2 separate regions of the Homo sapiens genome follow, and region 1 is linked to region 2. The links are chromatin loops, found by intact Hi-C in ENCODE. Cell type or tissue: prostate gland. All regions are shown on one strand. Links, peaks and the distances in the headings refer to the core of each region. The heading gives the core; the rest is flanking DNA.

Region 1 (2,922 bases), core at 104-2,603, 66 kb after region 2:
CTACTGCTTCTTTTCTTGTTCTTTATTCTCATCCATCCCCTTCTCTGTCTTTGCCTCTACTCTTCCTCTATTCCTTCATAAGAATCTAAACAACTCCTTTAAACATCAATTCAAATGTTCTTCCCTTGGATAGAGATCACTTCCATCCCCTTCATAACTAGCTGGGCCTAGTACCTTTGGGTTAGCAATTTTGCCAGAGATGTTGGAGAAAAAGGGGGTAGCATTTCCTCTTGAAAATCCAGCCTGCAAGGCATTTACAATCTCATGCTGGTTTCGTAAGGCCCTGCTGTCCCTCCAGAATAGAGGCCCACAGCACTCACTAGGTACCAGGCATGGTGAACTTGCTTGCCCAAGCTCTCTAGTAGGTGGCAGATTTACCCAGGTCTGCCTGACTTTAGAGCCTATTCTTTTAATCATTGTACCTTACTGTCTTTATAGACAAGGTCAGGCTCTCTATGCTTCTGTGAGATAATTTTCCCTAGGAGTGTAAATAGTTACTATAGAGACACTAGATGCCACCTGCTATAGCCCTCAGAAGTGGCATCAGACTATGCCTGGGCTTTCTGTTTTAAGGACAAGGAAGAATGAGTGTGACAGTGAAAGGTTGTATTTGTAAAGGCTGGAAGAGCAGAAATCCCCAAGTGCTAGAGAAAAGAATGTGGACAAGTGTATGGTATCCAATCATAGTATGTTAGAGCTGAGTTGGGCTTTAAAGATGATCTCCTCTAACCCCTTTATTTGCAGTTGAAGACGTTGAGGATCTGAGACATTAAGTGAATTGTCTGAGGACACACAGCCAGTTTCTTAGATGCAGAGCCAAGGATGAATTTTTTTCATTCAGACTAAGCTGTTTTTTGCAGTCCACCTTTACTCTACTTGGGGTTCATTTCTTTTTAAGAAGTCTCAAAGATTAGAAAATTGAGTCATTTTGAGCAATATAATGTCATATTGTACAATTCTGCTGAAAGTAATTTTAATAGCAATGCCGGCAGATCTCCCAAATCCATGGGTTTCAAAATATTTCCGCCTTTTGCTAAGCTAATATATAGAATTTCAAAACCATATTTATACCACATACAATTTCCAAAGAGCTGGGCAATTTCCTATAAAAACTCAGCTGTGCACTGATTGCCAAGTTGGAAAACTCAGGGTTTCCTGGCAACACCCACTTGGGCTCTAGGGAATGCAAGCTTCTCAGCAAACAACCTCTCCTGACTTACGAGCTCCATCGGCAGCCACGACCCGAGTCACAGCGGCCCTTTCTGATGTTCTTGTCTCTGTCGCTTATGTTTCTCAAGAACCTGTAATCTTGCCTTAATCCCTCACCAGCTGAATACCTCCTACATGCTAAACTCCTGGAATGAAAGGTCCACATTTCTCTCATGCTAGGAGTTTGGGACCAGAATTCAGATGAACTCATTGCTAGTACTGGTTCAAAAGCTAATGAGCCCTCTAGATTCCCAGGTCCTTAGTTTCCTCATGGGTAAAATATAGACAATAACTCCTACCTGTTCATCTTTCAGGGCTTTTCCGAAGATTTTCAACATCTGAAATTCACAGGATCATGGAGACGAACTAAACCATCATGGAGACTAACTAAACCAGATGCATCTAGCCCCTCATGTTAGAGTTGAGAAAACAGAAACCCAGGGTTTGGGGACTCCCTTGAAGTCATCAAGTTCCTGTTGATGGCAAAATCAGGACCAAGCTTCTGATCCTCCCAAATATTCCTTCACTTCTCAGTGCTGCCTGTGATGAGAAAGATCAAAGCATGCATACAATTATAAATCATGACACAGAGGCAACATGCAATTATTTAGGTACTAATTAATAGACTGTGTACCAAGTCAGCACTAATGAAATTTTTCATGCCTTGACAGGGTAGTAGCTTGTCAGGAATTTCTGAAGATGAAAAAACTATTCATCTTAGGACAAATCCTTCTCCTTCCAGTAAATACAAGGAAAGGAGGAAGTGTAACCAGGGGTATTTAAGCTCAGCCTCCTCCAGCAGCCATCTGCTGCTGCTTTTTTTTTTTTTTTTAAATGTTATTGAGATGTAATTTACGTACCATAAAATTCACCATGTTAAGGTGTGCAGTAGTATATTCACAAGGTTGTGTAACTATCACTACCCTCTAATTCCAGAACATTCTCATCATCCTGTTGCTTTTTGAATGTCAGTATTGTCAGCTCGAGTACAGCTTCACTCACATGTGGCTCTCAGTTGTATTCTGTAGTGTTCATCTTGACCCACATGATCAGATGCCCCAAGTTCACTCTGTATTTGAAGAGCTCCGTGTCTACTAAAGGTCTGATTCCCTACTGCGGGCCAATAGTAGGAATGAGATGGTCACTAAGCGTCAAAATAAGCACTAGCAATGAGAACCTGAAAAGCAAAACTCAGCCACCAAGGCTAATTTTCAGGGCAAAAAGAGGAGAAAATTTCCTAAGCCAAGAGTGGGTAGAACTGGAAGTGGGAAGTGGGGCTGGTTTAAGGACGGTGGAGGGTTCTCCAAAGTGCCACTCTGTCCTGCCTTAGAGCTCATATGCATGCTGGATCATCCTCCACCCCTATCACATCCCCCATTTTTGCTTCATCTAAGCCCCCTGGGATGCTGGAGCACCCACTGCAGGAGGCGCCCGAACTTCCCTTATCACAGTCCATCTCACCTGTGCACACCGTGATTACCTGCTGACTTGTCTGCATTCCTGAATAGACCGGAAGCTTCAAAAAGGAAGAAACCCTGCCTTTTTGGTTACTTATTCACCCTGCTTCTCAGCATCCTCTGGCACTATCTCAGTAAAGATTTCTTGAACAAGTTATTAATCTGGCCACAAGCCCAAATTTCTTTCTATATCCCTCTAATGCTCAAATTAAAGTTTGAGTGTGAGAATGTACCCGAGCCTCACACAGTTATTTAT
Region 2 (2,922 bases), core at 259-2,758:
GGTTGGCCATGGGTGGACATATGACCAAGCAAATCCAATTAGAGTGAATCCCAGGACTTTTGCTTGGAATTCTAGAACAAAAACCTTCTTTCTTTCCTGCTGGATGTAAATGAGAAAGCACACAGCTCAGGGACCTCTTGGTGAACATCTTGGAACTATGAACAATATTGGGCAGAGATTAGACAAAAGGAAACTAGGTGCTCAGTGAAAATGTTGAGCTGTTGGACCATGCCTCAACTGAAACCTCTGGACTTTACACTTGTAAGAGCCAATAAATTCCTTTACTTATTCAAGTCAAATTGGGTTGGGTTCTCCATCACTCGCAATCAAAAGATTTCTAGCTTAGGCACAGGACCATTGAATAATGATCATAGGCATAGAAACAAGAGACCAAAGACTGGGTACTAGTGTCTGCTCCATGCCAACTAACTAAGACCTTCAACGGGTCTTTATCCTCTCCTCTGTGGGCCTCAGTCTCTAATATACAGAAAGGAAGTATAAAATTGGGCTTGGTGCCTTCTGAGATGTTTTAGATTTAAGAATCTCTGAGTTCAACCCTCATCTTGATCCATTGCAAACCAGCTCTCCGTTTGCCATTTCTGTCAATGGCCCATCACACTCCCAGCCTCTGGATAGAAACTTCGAAGTTGTCACTGTATCCAACTCCAACTCCATCTCTCCTCACCAACTCCAACTCCAACTCCTCTCTCCTCATTATCTCCTATATCTGCTCCGTTACCAAGGCTTGTCAGTTCTTCTTTCTAAATATCCCTTTTAATCTTTCCCTCCTTCCCATTCTTGTGAACATTATTCATGTCCAGGCCTTCATCCACTTGCTACATCTCCCTACAGTTCCTAATCCCTTGAATCCATCTTCCTCATTCCTGCCAAATTAATATCTTCAAACAGACTTTTAAAAATTACAGGAGCCCCACGATGGAAAAATAAAGTCTATACTGCTCAGGAGGCCTTCTGTGTGCTCCATTCATTGCAGCCATCCTGGCTTTTTAACATGGGTTACTTTTATAGCCTTGATTGAAACACAGAAAGAGGACTGTTTTTGTTTGTTTGTTTGTTTTTGAGGGTATTTGGAAAGGACTTTTTCAGGAAGTACTGGAGGCTTATATAGTAAATCTGTTGTTGCTGGGCCCAAGTTGTAAGGGAATACATGTTGGTGAATGAAGCATGGCAGCCTCAGAGCTAACAACCTAGGGCCCCATGAGCACTGCATCTTCTACAAACTCCCTCAGATGAGTGTGCCCTGGAAAGTGTGTGGCACTTTTAGGTGTTAAATACACTTAATAAAGCAAGATATATCTTATATGTGGTTGACTGTGAAACGATGGGCATTTTAAACATTTGTGACTTTAACATAACCAAAACAGATATTGGTTAATGTCTAACTGCTATTCTTTTTAAAGCGTATATTAATGTATCAAGTATATATTTTACTAGGACACTCTGTAGTAGGTAGCCATGAAAAAAGTGACTGTTGACTTATTATCTTCTTGGAGTTATTGCTGGATTAAGAGGAGACATTCTCTGTTTTTTTTCTTTTCTTATTTTTAATAACAGAAACTCTGGCCCATGAAGGCCTGTGTGCTCTGAGAGAATGTGCTGAGCCGGCCTTGTTTTTCTCCTGTTTCCCGTGACAGGGCGCTCCTCCCCACAGGACTTGCCAAGTCCTCATGCACGTTGAGTCAACATTTTGGATATGAGCTCATTACATGGGAAAAAGAGTTTAAACACCAGCTCAACATGCAAGTGTACTATGGGCTCTTTCCTGTCAATGTTTCAGTTCAAATTTCCTGAAGCTTGGAAAATTGCATGTATTCGTACAATATCTCAGCATTCTCCCTCTGGCCTGAAGTGAGGCAGTTGGCTTCCTGCTGTAGACTAAACAAATGAATAAAAGATTCATGCCATGTATATAGTGTATCTACAGCTTTAGGCATTGTCTATTTTACTGACTGCCTTGTGGGTGTACTTATGTGTACAATGGCCCATTGTGCTAATCCAGTGGTCAGAATAAGAATTAACATTCTTGAAAACCACTTCAGCTGGTCAATTTTGATTTCAGCTAGCAATCAAGTCAATTTGAACATCTAAAAGAACTAGATATAGTTATTTTCTTTATATTCATGGGGGAAGGAGGGGATCTAGAAGTGAATTAAGCTTCTTTGAGGAATTAGGGTCAGGAAAAAACAGGTAAGAGATGAGAAGAAGATAAGAATGACCCTAAAACTTAAAGTATAATTAAAAAAAAAAAAAAAGAATGACTTGGGAAGAGAGATTGGGAGATAAATGGTGAATGGGGGTAAAGATGGAACTTAATCTTCACTTCATTGTCATGTCACAGACCAGACATTAGTACCCACTGAGTACTCCCTTATTCTTCTCTCTGGGGGAATATTTAGCCCAGAATGTCGTGAGTACCCCAGGCAGATGTTCATTATCTAATTGGTGCTTGAATAACTGAATTTGACTTTTTGTGTGTGTTGCCCTAACCTGAATCCCTTAGACACTGATAGTAGAACTGTGGAGAAGTATCCCTGGAGATGACCCACAATCTCAAGAAGGCTGAAGAGGAGAGGAAGAGAATGGATAAATCGAAACAAGTGTTTAGATGATCAAGGCCTTATAAGCCATAGTAAGTTTAACAGTAAATAATACATAGAGGGAAATTTCTTCCTCTGAGTCATATGTGTTTATCAGTTTTCTATAGATGTTGATTGCTTTTGCCATATATAAAATTTTATGCTTTTATGAGACTTTTCTTAAAAATATCTCTTGGTCGGCTGGGCACGGTGGCTCATGCCTGTAATCCCAGCACTTTGGGAGGCCAAAGCAGGTGGATCATGAAGTCAGGAGATCGAGATCATCCTGCCTAACACGGTGAAACACCCCATCTCTACTAAAAAT

What was found. Peaks named below come from ENCODE experiments on the same cell type or tissue, not always from the same donor. Only the 100,000 strongest peaks of a DNase experiment are listed, where the experiment ranks them.
Region 1: it touches region 2 in a loop (1.8-fold over the local background); 6 of 110 quality-filtered maps call a loop at or near these places.

Annotation. Positions count from the first base shown.
Region 1 is chr2:38,120,812-38,123,733 of GRCh38, reverse strand. All of the region lies in intron 2 of LOC107985871 (a long non-coding RNA gene), which reads left to right. Among named protein-coding and RNA genes, the nearest start is that of CYP1B1-AS1, 8.8 kb to the left of the region's middle. In prostate gland, for the core only: no CTCF peak of the experiment used is centred there; a DNase peak (open chromatin) is centred at 1,161.
Region 2 is chr2:38,186,678-38,189,599 of GRCh38, reverse strand. LOC102723739 (a long non-coding RNA gene) reads left to right here. Exons shown (of 4, transcript XR_007086289.1): 3 at 1-2,650. Among named protein-coding and RNA genes, the nearest start is that of CYP1B1-AS1, 57 kb to the right of the region's middle. In prostate gland, for the core only: no CTCF peak of the experiment used is centred there; a DNase peak (open chromatin) is centred at 1,659; H3K27ac peaks cover 1,990 bases.